Linked DNA regions of Mus musculus: region 2 is linked to region 1. The links are chromatin loops, found by intact Hi-C in ENCODE. Cell type or tissue: heart. All regions are shown on one strand.

What was found. Hi-C counts contacts between places; a loop is a spot of excess contacts. Peaks named below come from ENCODE experiments on the same cell type or tissue, not always from the same donor. Only the 100,000 strongest peaks of a DNase experiment are listed, where the experiment ranks them.
Region 2: a loop joins it to region 1, with 2.8 times the contacts of the local background. A loop is called at or near these places in 5 of 42 quality-filtered maps.

Annotation. Positions count from the first base shown.
Region 1 is chr7:42,689,607-42,697,606 of GRCm38, forward strand. Zfp975 (zinc finger protein 975) reads right to left here and starts at 3,112. Exons shown (of 4, transcript NM_001008427.1): 1 at 3,045-3,112. The coding sequence starts at 3,047. It overlaps Gm38998 (a long non-coding RNA gene), which reads left to right and starts at 3,244. Exons shown (of 3, transcript XR_001778103.2): 1 at 3,244-3,345; 2 at 4,917-5,523. In heart, a CTCF peak has its summit at 3,349; a DNase peak (open chromatin) is centred at 3,215; H3K4me3 peaks cover 1,832 bases; H3K27ac peaks cover 967 bases.
Region 2 is chr7:42,637,883-42,645,882 of GRCm38, forward strand. Zfp976 (zinc finger protein 976) reads right to left here and starts at 4,722. Exons shown (of 4, transcript NM_001242388.1): 1 at 4,598-4,722. The coding sequence starts at 4,600. In heart, no CTCF peak of the experiment used is centred here; a DNase peak (open chromatin) is centred at 4,769; H3K4me3 peaks cover 1,154 bases; H3K27ac peaks cover 467 bases.

The DNA.
Region 1 (8,000 bases):
TCATTACATTACTCCAAGTCTTAGCAGGATACATTTGGGAACCATGTTCGGCTTTAAATGGAGAGCAAAGGCTTGCTCTTTAATGGTGATACCATGCTTAAAACTCCTGTCTGTGTCAGCACTTGACTACCATGGAAACTCCCTAGTGCTGTTTTTCTCCATCAACCGCAGCCTTTGTTTTTACTTTTCCCCAGCAGTTGCTTTTCTTCCACTCTAGTTGTAGATTAGCCATTTTTTATTTTTGAAAAGGTTTATTAATTTATTATATGTAAGTACACTGCATCTGTATTTAGACACTCCAGAAGAGGGAGTCAGATCTTGGTAGGGATGGCTGTGAGCCACCATGTGGTTGCTGGGATTTGAACTCAGGACCTTCAGAACAGCAGTCGCTGCTCTTAAACTCTGAGCATGGGGTTTATAATTTCCACAAAATAACTCATAGAAGCGTCTATACTGTCATATTTCTGGCTCTCCACTTACTGCTGCTCTGTCTTCCACACTGAGAGGCTCCATGCTCTTTGGAAATGAAGGTGATCAGAAAGGTAAGCTCTGTCTGGCTTTGTAGACCCTCGGGCCCGAAGTAGGTTTCAGGAAGTCCCAGTCCTACTGATTTGCACACAAGGTCATGTTAAACAGTAGTTTAATGTCTACTTCCTGTCACATGGATTTTGTCACAAGATGTGGAATCTGACATGTCCACCTTCACAATACCATGCACACCTGGAAAACCTCTGCATCTTCAAAACTCCTATTATGACCAATAGTTGAGTTTCCTTGAATCACATCTTTGCAGTTGGTGGTCATGAAAAGTTCAAAGGATTCCAATCAAATATTACTGAAGGATGATCTCTATCACCTTCTCTCTACCAGTTTCATAACTGTTGGGAAAAGTTATCACACAAAACAGAATGTGGAATGCAATGGTCAGAACTTCTAGGAACTAGACCTTCCAGTTTCCAGTGGACTTCCCACTGCATCCGAAAACCAATGCCTCTGTGTGTACCATGGACGGAGATATTATAAGTACCACACACTTCCATTGCCAGAGCTACTCCTCCCTAGGGAATTCATACTTAGTGAGGCTCAAGGGCCAAGAGCCTTTGCTCAAGTTACCATATGTATTAACAAAACCACAATCTAGCTCTCAGTACATGTCACTCTTTAGCTAACTGGACCTGCTCTTCCTGGTCTGGTGACAGTGGCTCCCAGCCTGAACATGGCATGGTTTCTGGACTCCCTCATAGCTAGCTACAGCTACTTTAGAGAAGAATCCTGGAATGAACCTGTAAGTCCCCACCCACTGGTACTACTAATTTCTTGGCTTACCCAGAGTGCTTCATTGGCTGATACAACCAACCAGTTCTCAGGAAAGTAGCAGCTACTCCATTAAGGGATCAAAGATCAAAAGGCTCAGACAGTGAGGCCTTCCTAGCTCTGTCCTTCCAGCCTCTGGCCAGAGAGAGCCCTAGACTGGGAAAATGTATTTTAGTCAAACTTTGGAGTCACCAGATCTCTTCCTGTTCTCCTTCCAAGGCACAGGGTCCTCTTTGTGAACATTACACGGCACAATCAGTGTACAGTGCAGTCATCTCTACTTCATAGAAAGTAAGTCCTGCACCCAAACTTCAGTCAAATTCAAACAGTAACAAGGATTACAGGAAAAACTGGCAGCTGGGTATGGTGGCGCTCACCTTTAATCCCAGCACTTGAAAGTAAGAGAGGCAGAGAGGCAGAGAGGCAGAGAGGCAGAGGCAGGCAGAACTCTCTGAATTCAAGGCTAACCTGGTAGATGGAACAAGTCCTAGGACCACAAGCTCATCACTCAGAAAAACCAGTTTTGAAAAACAGACAACCAAAAAACATAGTCAGTATGGCCATAGTACCAAAAGCAATCTACAAAGTCAATGCAATTCCCCTCAAAATTCAAACACAATTTTCTACACACATTGAAGTTGCAAGTCTCAGGCTGGAGAGAGCTCAGCATTTAAAATTACTGACTGTTCTTCTAAAGGTCCTGAGTTCAAATCCCATGAATCACATAATTGCTTACAATCATCTGTAATGAGATCTGAAGCCCTTTTCTGGTATGCCTGAAGACAGCTAGAGCGTACTTATATATAATAAATAAATAAATCTAAAAAAAAAATAGAAAATGGAAATCTCTACCTCATTTGGAAGAACAAACGCTCCCAGGATAGCCCAAACATTCCTGAACCATAAAAGAACTTCTGGAGACATCACAATTCCTGATCTCAAGCTGTACTACATAGCAATAGTGATAAAAACCAAATGGTATCAGTACAGACAGGCAGATCAATCGAATAGAATCAAATACCCAGAAATGAACGCACACACCTATGGACACTTCTTTGGCAAGGAAGCCAATACCATAGAATAGAAAAGAAAGCATTGTGAACAAATGTTCTGGTCTAACTGGCAGTGTGTATAGAAGAATCACCCTGCACAGGATGGATCAAGGACCTCAATTACAACCAGCTACACTGAATCTAATAGCAGACAAAGCAAAAATATCCTTGAACGCACGGGTACAGGGCACAGAATTTCCTGAATACAACATCAATGGCTCAGGATCTAAGACCAACAGTTAATACATTTCTTAAAAATGAAAAGCTTCTGTAAGGGAAGGACACTGTCAATAGGACAAAACAGTAGCCTACAAACTGACAAAAGATGTTCACCAACCCTATAGCCAATTAAGGGCTAATATCCAAAAGTTATAAAGAACCAACCAACCAGACAAACAAACAAAATTGTAGAAGATACTGGAGAAACTAGGCATTTCTGTGTTTGCCATCTTGCCAAGAAGGTTTCAACACACCAGCCCATGCTTAAATATTCGCGCAGATAAAGCCCCAGAGCAGAGTTATTCAGAGCAGCTAAGACCACAAACAACCTCACAAGTAGCCCTCCCTGTGTAGCAGAGGTTCGCGATGTGTACTCAGCCCCAGGGAGGACTCACCATACTCGCTCCAGTTGTTCAATCGCCTGCCCCTTCCCATTGGAAGCAGCTGCCATATACTCACCATGTCGCGGATTCAGAGCTCGCATGAATTCCCCTCACAGCACCCAGCAGTAGCACACAGAGCAGGACACACAAACCACACCACACTCCTCCTCGGATACAGCACGGAACCAACAGCAAAGCACCGGGAAGCACCCGCCTCCACTTCTGACTGGCAGGTCAGACTGGAGGCCTTGATTGGTCAGCAAGTCTCGAGTGACATAAGCACCTCTCTTAAGGTTAGTGTGTGCTGAAGGGACGCAGTTTAGTGATTCCTGGCCCATGCTGCTGTTCCATGGCCTACCGTTTTCCAGATAAGTAGGGTGAGAGTGCACTGATGGGATAAGGCAAAGTGGTTATGCTAGGACCCCAGGGGCCCAAATGTTGAGAACGCGACCCCTAGAGACACAGCTTGACAATAGATCGCTGCAATGGCGAGAGGTTTTTATTCCGATGCGGACAGGGTTGCTCAGCCTCGCAGGGAGAGTCAACCCAGATTGCTTACAGTAAAGGTTTTTTTTTTTTTTTTACTACTCTTCATTTGCGGGGCTTGGGGGGAGGGTTACACAACTTTATCATTGTTGGCTAGCAAAGTAACAGTTATGTTTTTTACTTTTGGTGTCAGCCAGCGATGTCAGAAACTGTCAGCAAGGTCGGTTTATCTTAGAATTCAAACTGAGGCCGGGGTCCCAGGGACCGTTTTTATTGTTATGGCTAATTTTGAGAACAGCTAGTCTTGCTATGGCAGTTGTGGTCATTTTGACCATTAGTCAGTCCTCTCAGATGGGGAAGGAGGCAGGCAGTCTTGAGCTTCTTTACACTGGCAGGGAAAGGCTTGTTTATATTAGCAGGGAAAGGGCAAGGAGCAGGGGGAAGGGAAAGGCTTCTGTAAACTGAGAATTCCTCAAGCAGCAGGGGGAGGGAAAGTCTTGCTTCTGTCTTCCAGCACTTCCCTTCTCCCTCCTGTAATCAAGGAAGATAGCTTGCAGGGCCCATTATTTAACTTGCAGTGAAATAAACAACCCAGCCCATAGGGGAAGGGCACCCAGAATATTGACAATTGAGGAGATTTTTAGGAAACACTAAGATTTTTGTTCTGAGGTTTCATGGTCAGGTCAGGTCAGGTAAACTGCAGCTATGTTTCACCTGGTAGGCATCAGATTTTACAAAGCCCTGGGAGCAAAGCAGGAAAAAGATGACAAACTCTACACAACAGTATTGCTAGCCAGCACATCTTCCTTAGTGGGAAGAGGAAAAAACCCACAGCTGTATTAATAAAGGTATCCTAATGGACAAAACTGATAGATCGAATCTCTCTGTATATGTAGAAGGTGGATTTATTGGAATGGCTTGTAAGCTGTGGTCCAACCAGTCCAACAATGGCTGTCTGCAAATGGACAGATGAAGAATATAGTAGTGGCTCAGTCCATGTGGCTGGATGACACTGCTGGACTTCAGTCTACATAACAATTAGGAATAAGTAGGCCAGTTTTCCAAAAACTGAGCTTGCTGGTCAGGGTAAGATATGAAGACCAGGAGAGAGAATTACCATCTTCAGTGACCTTTATAAATGTAGTCTGCCACTAGAAGCTGTGGCCTAGATTAAATATATCTCTTATCACTTCAGAAGATCCAGATTTAAAAGAGGGTTTACAACTTAAAAAGATATAATCATGAAAAATCCTTCACAGTACCGGAACTGTAGCAATTTTACTAATTCCATGTATAGCCAATTTGACGACCAAGAATAACCATCACAAGAGGCAAGGCAGAAGAGTTAAGACAGATTTCCTTCCATTTGCAGGCAAGGAGAACCTGGGAGTCATTTCCAAAGCAATGCTTTTTGTTTAATTTTAAAACTTACTTAAATTTATTCATTAATTGTTTTTTACAGTCCATACTTCATCCTCCTCCCTGTCTGCCCCGTGACCATTCTTCATACCATACCTTCTACCCCGACCTCGGTCTCCAAGAGGATGTCAACACCCCACCACTCAGCACCACCAGGCTTCCTCAATCTCTGTGGCTTTAAGTCATTTCATGGTTAGGTACATCTTCTCTCACTGAGGCCCAATGATGCATTCCTCTGCTGTTGGGAGCCTCATAACAGCTGCCTGGTTGGTTGTATGCTGCCTGCTTGGTGGCTCAGTGTCTTGAGAGATCTCAGGGTCCAGGTCAGTTGAGACTGCTGGTCTTTCCCTGGGGCCACCCTTCTCCTCAGATTTTTCCAGCTTTCCCAAATTCAACCATGGCAGTCCCAGACTTCTGTCTATTTGCTGAGTGCTATTATTTGCCTCTGATTCTTTCAGCTGCTTGCTGGGCTACTCAGAGGGCAACCATGCTAGGATCCTGTCTGCAAGCATATCACAGTACCATTAACAATGTCAGGACCCTGGACCCCCGTGAGATGGATCCCAATTTGGGCCTGTCACTAGATGTCCTTTATCTCCTGCTCTTCTCCATTTTGTCCCTGCAGTTTCATCAGACAGGAACAATTCTGGGTAAGAGCTTTTGACTGTGGGATCAAAACCTCATCTCTCCACTTATCATGTTCCTCCACTGGAAGTGGACTCTACAAGTTCCTACTCCCCACTCTAGAGCACTTTATCCAAGATCCCTCCCTTTGAATCCTTAGAGTCTTTCAACTTCCCTGTCACCAGTACATTCTAGAGTGTCCCCCTACCTCCAGAGTTAGCTGTTTCCATCCTCTCTGTTGACCCTCAGGGCTTCAGTCCTGTTCCCCAAACCCAATACCTGATCATGTTCCCTAGTCCCCCTTCCTGTCCCCACTCCCACCCAGGCCCCTCCTTCCCTCTGTTCCTCCCCCACCTTGGTTACTTTCTTTTCCCTCCCAAGTTGGATTGAGGCATCCAGATATGTGCCCTTCAGCTACTTTTCCCACTTGCAAAAGAGCTTCACTCTTTAATGTGGAACAGGGTGTTGGGGCACAAAGGTCCTTGCAGCCACAGATCACCAAGGATACTAGGAATTTTAAATATACAGAGGCCTGCATTCAATGAAGGAAAAAAAAATACCTACATTCAACCTAAATAGCTGGAAGTGCATTTTCGTACTGATCCAGTGACCTTTTGGCTCTTTGTGTAGGCAGATCTCATATAATGTTTGCTATAGAGGCAGACCTTACTCAAATTCTCCAAAATGACTGTCTTTAACTCTTTCCTTCCTAGATGGTTACCAATCATTAGATGCCAGGTCTTCTACCTACAGAAGCCCTCCTCACAGTTACATGTACTTTGTAAAAGGGTTTCTATGTAGTCACATATTAAACTTTATTGTGAACTTGGAATTGAACTGATTGGACTGATTTCTGCCTGGACACCTTTTCCCAAATTGTACTGTGCTTTCAATATGCTGACAATGAACCACATGATATTAAACTTCTTGAATTCTGATACAGGTTGACAAAGTCAGTCTGCACCTAACTCTCATTCTCATCTCTTAGAGTGGCCCACTTTCCTGTCTAATACCTACAGGGGCCTACTTGACAGATCTTTGGCCCACCAGAAACCTAGAATGCCTTGGATGGGAAACATTATCAAGAGTAGAAAACTGGGGCTGGTGAGGTGACTCAGCAGTTAAGAACACTGACTGCTCTTCTGCATGCCCTGCGTTCAAATCCTGGGTTCAAATCACATGGTGGCTTACAACGATGTATAATGATATCTGATACCCTCTTCTGGTGTATCTGAAGAGAGTGTACTTACCTATAACAATAAAGGGGCCAGAGCAAGCAGGGCCAGAGCAAGCAGAGGTCTTGAGTTCAATTCCCAGCAACCACATGATGGCTCACAACCATCTGTTCAGCTATACTCATATACATACAATAAGTAAATAAATCTTAAAAAAAATAGAAAACTTGGGGTGGAAAATATCTTAAATGTTTAGAGAATTGAAATTTCTTCTAGAGCACCGAGTTTTCTTCATTGTCAGTGTATAAGGCTGCACATTACTATGTGTAACTCCAGCTTCAGGAATTCTCACAACATCCCCTGGTATTCCTGGACCAGGAATGAATGGAGTACAGACACACATACAGACAAACACTCATACACAAAAATAATGATTAAATTTATTTTTGTAAAAAAAAAAAAGAGAAAAGTTACACCATAAAACTTATTTCTCAAGTTGGGTATGGTACAGAATTTCTTCCATAGATTGTCAGGATTAATATACTAACAATGGTCATCTTGCTGAACACTCTATTTTTTATTTATTTATTTATTTATTTGTTTTTTGTTTTTTTTTTTTTTTTGAGACAGGGTTTCTCTGTGTAGCCCTGGCTGTCCTGGAACTCACTTTGTAGACCAGGCTGGCCTCCAACTCAGAAATCCGCCTGCCTCTGCCTCCCGAGTGCTGGGATTAAAGGCGTGAGCCACCACGCCCGGTGAACACATTATTCCAATTCAATCCAATCCCCATCAAATTACAAATCAATTCTTCATAGAGTTAGAAAGAGCAATTTTCAAATTCATCAGGAATAACCAAAACTCCAGGATAGCAAAAACTATTCTCAACAATAAATGAACTTCTGGGAGAATCAGTATCCCAGACTTTTTAAGCTGTACTACAGAACAAGAAGAAGAACAGAAGGAAGGAAGGAAGGAAGGAAGGAAGGAAGGAAGGAAGGAAGGAAGGAAGGAAGGAAGAAAGGAGAGAGAGAGAGAGAGAGAGAGAGAGAGAGAGAGAGAGAGAGAGAGAGAGAGAGAGAGAATCTTTAAAAAAAAGAAAATGTTCATAGAATAAAACAGGGGTATGATATTTTGCAAGGACAATTTTTCTCCCCCCTTCCCTGCCTCCCTCCCTCCCTTCCTTCCTTTCATTCTTCTATTTCATTTTTGGTTTTTCGAGACAGGGTTTCTCTGTTTAGCCAAGGCTATCCTGGAACTTCCTCTGTAGAACAGACTTGCCTTGAACTCAGAAATCTGTAGGCCTCTGTCTTCCAAGTAGTAGGATTAAA
Region 2 (8,000 bases), 52 kb before region 1:
TGAATCAAAAGATTCAGGCAGTATTAATGTCACAAATTGGTGCCACCCTGGGAATTAGAATAATATGTTAAGGCAAATTTTATTGTTCAAAATGTAAGTGAAGCACAAAACAACAATACATGCTTGTCATGTGCAAAAAAAAAATCCATTCCAGGCCCAGAAACAATAAAGCTAGGCATCTTGACCCATATATAATCCCATGAGAAGAGCCAGATAGGTAGATCTCTAAATGTAGGTCCATTCTAGTCTACATAACTACTTCCAGGACATCCAGGGTTTCACAGAGAAACCCTGTCTTCAAAAAGAAAACAACAAAACTAAAACTATAAAAACATTACAATAGCAAAATCAGGTAGGACTGAATGGAAATTACTTCTCCACTATCATATTTGATTTAGGGATAGAGTCCATATGATTACAGCATGAGAAAGAAGCTGACTGATCACTTTTAACCACAAGCCAGTAGACACAAAGAACAGGAAATGGGTCTATGGACACTCCAATCCTATCCTCAAGGAGATCTTTCATCTAGAAACTTTCCTCTCACACAAGCTTCAAAGACTTCCCTGCAAATAGTTATTAAGGACAAATGATGCGCAAAGACACCATCACAGATAGGAAGATTTTTCATTCAATTTGACTGCATTCTGCATCTGGTCACTGTAAGTTCACGGTCATCGCAGGATGAAAACATTTATAGTCTAACTTTACTAATTCCTATATTCTGCATCAATGTTTACCCTGTTCGAATGTCCAAACTCTGTGTTGACAGTCAAGGCATTCTCTTGACAGATACATCTTGTAAAATCAGAAAACAATTTATACCTTTCCACCATACAGAGGCATAGAATACATATTCCCATTCAAAAAAATAAAAAAAAGGAATTATAAAGTTAGAGAAGATTAAACCAAAGCAAGACAGAACGCCAGCAGAACAAACACCCAATCCTGTAGTTGTGTCTCAGACTCATGCAGCTTCAGGTTCGAAGGACTTAGATGGCCTACTCCTTCAACTTCTCATAAATCTTCCTTTTTGGTTACTTCCACTCCCTACACACAGCTGTCCACGCAGATGTCCCATCACTCAGATGGATCAGCATCTTTTGGTCTCAAAATGCAACTCAGGCTTCAACCTCACAGTTTCATGCAGGGAAGTCTTACAGTCTCCTCAGTGCAGCTCTGATTCTCTCAAACATAGAAGGCTGGAATAAGTGAGCAACTAAAACCACACACTAAGAATTCATGACATTATCTTTTTCATCTTTCCTAATTCCAGAACCAGTACAAGATAAGTGATCATGCCAAGTTTTGCTTCCAAGTTGTGATGATGGACCCTGCAGCGCTTGGACCACAATTCCAACACTTTTTGCATAGATGCTTCCTGGAACTCTGAATCACTTTGTCTACTCATTACATTACACCAAGTCTTAGCATGATACATTTGGGAACCATCATCGGCTTTCAATGGAGAGCAAAGGCTTGCTCTTCAATGGTGATACCATGCTTAAAACTCCTGTCTGTGTCAGCACTTGACTACTGTGCAAACTCCCTAGTGCTGTTTTTCTCCATGAACCTCAGCCTTTGTTTTTACTTTTCCCCAGCAGTTGCTTTTCTTCCACTCAAATTGTGGATTAGCCACTTTTTATGTTTTAGATTTATTAATTTATTATATGTAAGTACACTGCATCTGTATTTAGACACTCCAGAAGAGGGAGTCAGATCTTGGTAGGGATGGCTGTGAGCCACCATGTGGTTGCTGGGATTTGAACTCAGGACCTTCATAAGAGCAGCCTGTGCCCTTAACCTCTGAGCACGGGGTTTATAATTCCCACAAAATAGCTCATAGAGGTGTCTATACTGTCATATTTCTGGCTCTCCACTTACTGCTGCTCTGTCTTCCACACTGAGAGGCTCCATGCTCTTTGGAAATGAAGGTGATCAGAAAGGTAAGCTCTGTCTGGCTTTGTAGACCCTCGGGCCCAAAGTATGTTTCAGGAAGTCCCAGTCCTACTGATTTGCACACAAGGTCATGTTAAACAGTAATTTAATCTCTACTTCCTGTCACATGGATTTTGTCACAAGATGTGGAATCTGACATGTCCACCTTCACAATACCATGCGCACCTGGAACCTCTGCATCTTCAAAACTCCTATTATGACCAATAGTTGAGTTTCCTTGAATCACACCTTTGCAGTTGGTGGTCATGAAAAGTTCAAAGGATTCTAATCAAATATTACTGAAGGATGATCTCTATCACCTTCTCTCTACCAGTTTCTTAACTATTGGGAAAAGTTATCACACAAAACAGAATGTGGAATGCAATGGTCAGAACTTCTAGGAACTAGACCTCCCGGTTTCCAGTGGACTTCCCACTGCATCCGAAAACCAATGCCACTGCGTGTACCATGGACGGAGATATTATAAGCACCACACCCTTCCATTGCCAGGGCTACTCCTCTCTAGCGAATACATACTCAGTGAGGCTCAAGGGCCAACAGCCTTTGCTCAGGTTACCATATGTATTAACAAAACCACAATCTAGCTCTCAGTACATGTCACTCTTTAACTAATTGGACCTGCTCTTCCTGGTCTGGTGACAGTGGCTCCCAGCCTGAACATGGCATGGTTTCTGGACTCCCTCATAGCTCCCTACAGCTATTTTAGAGAAGAATCCTGGAATGAACCTGTAAGCCCCCACCCACTAGTACTACTAATTTCTTGGCTTACCCAGAGTCCTTCTTTGTCTAATACAACCAAACCAGTTCTCAGGAAAGTAGCAGCTCCTCCATTAAGGGATCAAAGATTAAAAGGCTCAGACAGTGAGGCCTTTCTAGCTCTGTCCTTCTACCCTCTGGCCAGAGAGAGCCCTAGACTGGGAAAATGTATTTTAGTCAAACTTTGGAGTCACCAGAGCACTTCCTGTTCTCCTTCCAAGGCACAGGGTCCTCTTTGTGAACATTGCACGGCACAATCAGTGTACAGTACAGTCATCTCTACTTCATAGAAAGTAAGTCCTGCACCCAAACTTCAGTCAAATTCACACTGTAACAATGATTACAGCAAAAACTGGCAGCCGGGCATGGTGGCGCTCACCTTTAATCCCAGCACTTGAGAGTAAGCCTGGCAGAGAGGCAGAGAGGCAGAGAGGCAAAGAGGCAGAGAGGCAGAGAGGCAGAGAGGCAGAGAGGCAGAGAGGCAGAGAGGCAGAGAGGCAGAGAGGCAGAGAGGCAGAGAGGCAGAGAGGCAGAGAGGCAGAGAGGCAGAGAGGCAGAGAGGCAGAGAGGCAGAGAGGCAGAGAGGCAGAGAGGCAGAGGCAGGCAGAACTCTCTGAGTTCAAGGCGAGCCTGGTAGATGGAACAAGTCCTAGGACCACAAGCTCATCACCCAGAAAAACCAGTTTTGAAAAACAGACAACCAAAAAACATAGTCAGTATGGCCATGGTACCAAAAGCAATCTACAAAGTCAATGCAATTCCCCTCAAAATTCAAACACAATTTTCTACACACATTGAAGTTGCAAGTCTCAGGCTGGAGAGATAGCTCAGCATTTAAAATTATTGACTGTTCTTCCAGAGGTCCTGAGTTCAAATCCCATTAACCACATAATTGCTTACAACCATCTGTAATGAGATCTGAAGCCTTTTTCTGGTGTGCCTGAAGACAGCTAGAGCGTACTTATATATAACAAATAACTAAATCTCAAAAAAAATAGAAAGTGGAAATCTCTACCTCATATGGAAGAACAAACACTCCCAGGATAGCCCAAAAAATCCCGAACCATAAAAAAACTTCTGGAGGCATCACAATTCGTGATCTCAAGCTGTACTACATAGCAATAGTGATAGAAACCAAATGGTATCAGTACAGACAGGCAGATCAGTGGAATCGAATACCCAGAAATGAACTCATACACCTATGGACACTTCTTAGGCAAAGAAGCCAAAACCATAGAATAGAAAAAGAAAGCACGGTGAACAAATGTTCTGGTCTAACTGGCTGTGTGTATAGAAGAATCACCCTGCACAGGATGGATCAAGGACCTCACATAAAACCAGCTACACTGAATCTAACAGCAGACAAAGTAGGAAATACCCTTGAATGCATTGGTACAGGACACAGAATTTCCTGAGCAGAACACCAATGGCTCAGGCTCTAAGACCAACAGTTAATACATTTCTAGAAAATGAAAAGCTTCTGTAAGGGAAAGGACACTGTCAATAGGACAAAACAGTAGCCTACAAACTGAGAAAAGATGTTCACCAACCCTATAGCCAATAAGGGGTAATATCCAAAAGTTATAAAGAACCAACCAACCAAACAAACAAAATTGTAGAAGATACTGGAGAAACTAGGCATTTCTGTGTTTGCCATCTTGCCAAGAAGGTTTCAACACACAAGCCCATGCTTAAATATTCGCGCAGATGAAGCCCCAGAGCAGAGTTTTTCAGAGCAGCTAAGACCACAAAAGACCTCACAAGTGGCCCTGTATACCTGAGGTTCGCGGTGCGCACCCTGCCCCAGGGAGGACTCACCATACTCGCTCCAGTTGTTCAATCGCCTGCCCCTTCCCATTGGAAGCAGCTGCCATATACTCACCATGTCGCGAGGTCTGAGCTCGTCTGAATTCCCCTCACAGCACCCAGCAGTAGCACACAGAGCAGGACACACAAACCACACCACACTCCTCAGATATAGTTTGGAACCGGCAGCATAGCACCGGGAAGCACCCGCCTCCACTTCTGACTGGCAGGTCAGACTGGAGGCCGTGATTGGCCAGCGAGTCTTGAATGACATAAGCAACTCCCTTAAGGTTAGTGTGTGATGAAGGGACTCAGTTTAATGATTCCTGGCCCACGTTGCTGTTCCAGGGCCGACCGTTTTCCAGATAATAGGGTGAGAGTGCACTGATGGGATAAAGCAAAGGGGTTGTGCTAGGACCCCAGGGGCCCAAATGTTGAGAACGCGACCCCTAGAGACACAGCTTGACAATAGATCGCTGCAATGGCAAGACAGGTTTTTATTCCAATGCGCACAGGGTTGCTCAGCCTCGCAGGGAGAGTAAATCCCAACTGCTTAAACTACAGTTTTTTGTTTTTTTTAACTACTCTTTATTTGTGGGGCATGGAGGGAGGGTTACACAACTTTATCAATGTTGGCCAGCAAAGTAACAGTTATGTTTTTTACTTTTGGTGTCAGCCAGCGATGTCAGAAACTTTGTCAGCAAGGTCGGTTTATCTTAGAATTCAAACTGAGGCCGGGGTCCCAGGGACCGTTTTTATTGTTATAGCAAATTTTTGAGAACAGCTAGTCTTGCTATGGCAGTTGTGGTCATTTTGACCATTAGACAGTCCCCTCAGATGGGGAAGGGGGCAGGCAGTCTTGAGCTTCTTTACACTGGCAGGGAAAGGCTTGTTTATATCAGCAGGGAAAGGGCAAGGAGCAGGGGGAAGGGAAAGGCTTCTGCAAACTGAGAATTCCTCAAGCAGCAGGGGGGAGGGAAAGTCTTGCTTCTGGCTTCCAGCACTCCCCTTCTCCCTCCTGTAATCAAGGCAGATAGCTTGCAGGGCCCATTATTTAACTTGCAGTGTAATAAACAATCCAGTCCATAGGGGAAGGGCACCCAGAATATTGACAATTGAGGAGATTTTTAGGAAACACTAAGATTTTTGTTCTGTGGTTTCATGGTCGGGTCAGGTAAACTGCAGCTATGTTTCACCTGGTAGGCATCAGACTTTACACAGCCCCAGGAGAAAAGCAGGAAAGAGATGAGAAACTCTACACAACACTATTGCTAGCCAGCACATCTTCCTTAGTGCGAAGAGGAAAAAACCCACAGCTGTATTAATAAAGGTATCCTAATGGACAAAACTGATAGAACGGATCTCTCTGTACATGTAGAAAGTGGATTTATTGGAATGGCTTGTAAGCTGTGGTCCAACCAGTCCAACAATGGCTGTCTGCAAATGGACAGATGAAGAATATAGTAGTGGCTCAGTCCATGTGGCTGGATGACACTGCTGGTCTTCAGTCTACATCACAATTAGGAATAAGTAGGCCAGTTTTCCAAAAACTGAGCTTGCTGGTCAGGGTAAGACATGAAGAACAGGAGAAAGAATTACCATCTTCAGTGACCTTTATAAATGTAGTCTGCCACCAGAAGCTGTGGCCTAGATTAAAGATATCTCTTTTCACTTCAAATGATCCAGATTTAAAAAAGAGTTTACAACCTAAAAAGATATAATCATGAAAAATCCTTCACAGTACCGGAACTGTAGCAATTTTAGTTAATTCCATGTATAGCCAATTTGACGACCAAGAATAACCATCACAAGAGGCAAGACAGAAGAGTTAAGACAGATTTCCTTCCATTTGCAGGCAAGGACAACCTGGGAGTCATTTCCAAAGCAATGCTTTTTGTTTAATTTTAAAACTTATTTACTTTTATTCATTAATTGTTTTTTACAGTCCATACTTCATCCTCCTAATAGTCTGCCACGTGACCATTCTTCATACCATACCTTCTACCCCCACCTCGGTTTCCAAGAGGATGTCCCCACCCCACCACCAAGCCCCACCAGGCTTCCTCAATCTCTGTGGCTTCAAGTCATTTCATGATTAGGTACATCTTCTCTCACTGAGGCCCAATGATGCAGTCCTCTGCTGTTGGGAGCCTCATAACAGCTGCCTGGTTGTATGCTGCCTGCTTGGTGGCTCAGTGTCTTGAGAGATCTCAGGGTCCAGGTCATTTGAGACTGCTGGTCTTTGCCTGGGGCCACCCTTCTCCTCAGATTTTTCCAGCTTTCCCAAATTCAACCATGGGGGTCCCAGGCTTCTATCTATTTGCTGAGTGCTAGTATTTGCCTCTGATTCTTTCACCTGCTTGCTGGGCTACTCAGAGGGCAACCATGCTAGGATCCTGTCTGCAAGCATATCACAGCACCATTAACAATGTCAGGACCCTGGACCCCCCCGTGAGCTGGATCCCAATTTGGGCCTGTCACTAGATGTCCTTTATCTCCTGCTCTTCTCCATTTTGTCCCTGCAGTTTCATCAGACAGGAACAATTCTGGGTCAGAGCTTTTGACTGTGGGATCGAAACCCCACCTCTCCACTTATCATGTTCCGCCACTGGAAGTGGACTCTACAAGTTCCTACTCCCCACTCTAGAGCACTTTATCCAAGATCTCTCCCTTTGAATCCTTAGAGTCTTTCAACTTCCCTGTCACCAGTACATTCTAGAGTGTCCCCCTACCTCCAGAGGTTAGCTGTTTCCATCCTTTCTGCTGGCCCTCAGGGCTTCAGTCCTGTTCCCCAAACACAATACCTGATCATGTTCCCTACTCCCCCTTCCTGTTTCCACTCCCACCCAGGCCCCTCCTTCCCTCTGTTCCTCTCCCACCTTGGTTACTTTCTTTTCCCTCCCAAGTTGGATTGAGGCATCCAGATATGTGCCCTTCAGCTACTTTTCCCACTTGCAAAAGAGCTTCACTCTTTAATGTGGAACAGGGTGTTGGGGCACAAAGGTCCTTGCAGCCACAGATCACCAAGGATACTAGGAATTTTAAATATACAGAGGCCTGCATTCAATGAAGGAAAAAAAAAATACCTACATTCAACCTAAATGCCTGGAAGTGCATTTTCATACTGACTCAGTGACCTTTTGGCTCTTTGTGTAGGCAGATCTCATATAATGTTTGCTATAGAGGCAAACCTTACTCAAATTTTCCAAAATGACTGTCTTTAACTCTTTCCTCCTAGATGGTTACCAATCATTAGATGTCAGGTCTTCTACCTACAGAAGCCCTCCTCACAGTTACATGTACTTTGTAAAAGGGTTTCTATGTAGTCACATATTGAGCTTTATTGTGAAGTTGGAATTGAACTGATTGGACTGATTTCTGCCTGGTCACCTTTTCCCAAATTGTACTGTGCTTTCAATATGCTGACAATGAACCACATGATATTAAACTTCTTGAATTCTGATACAGGTTGACAAAGT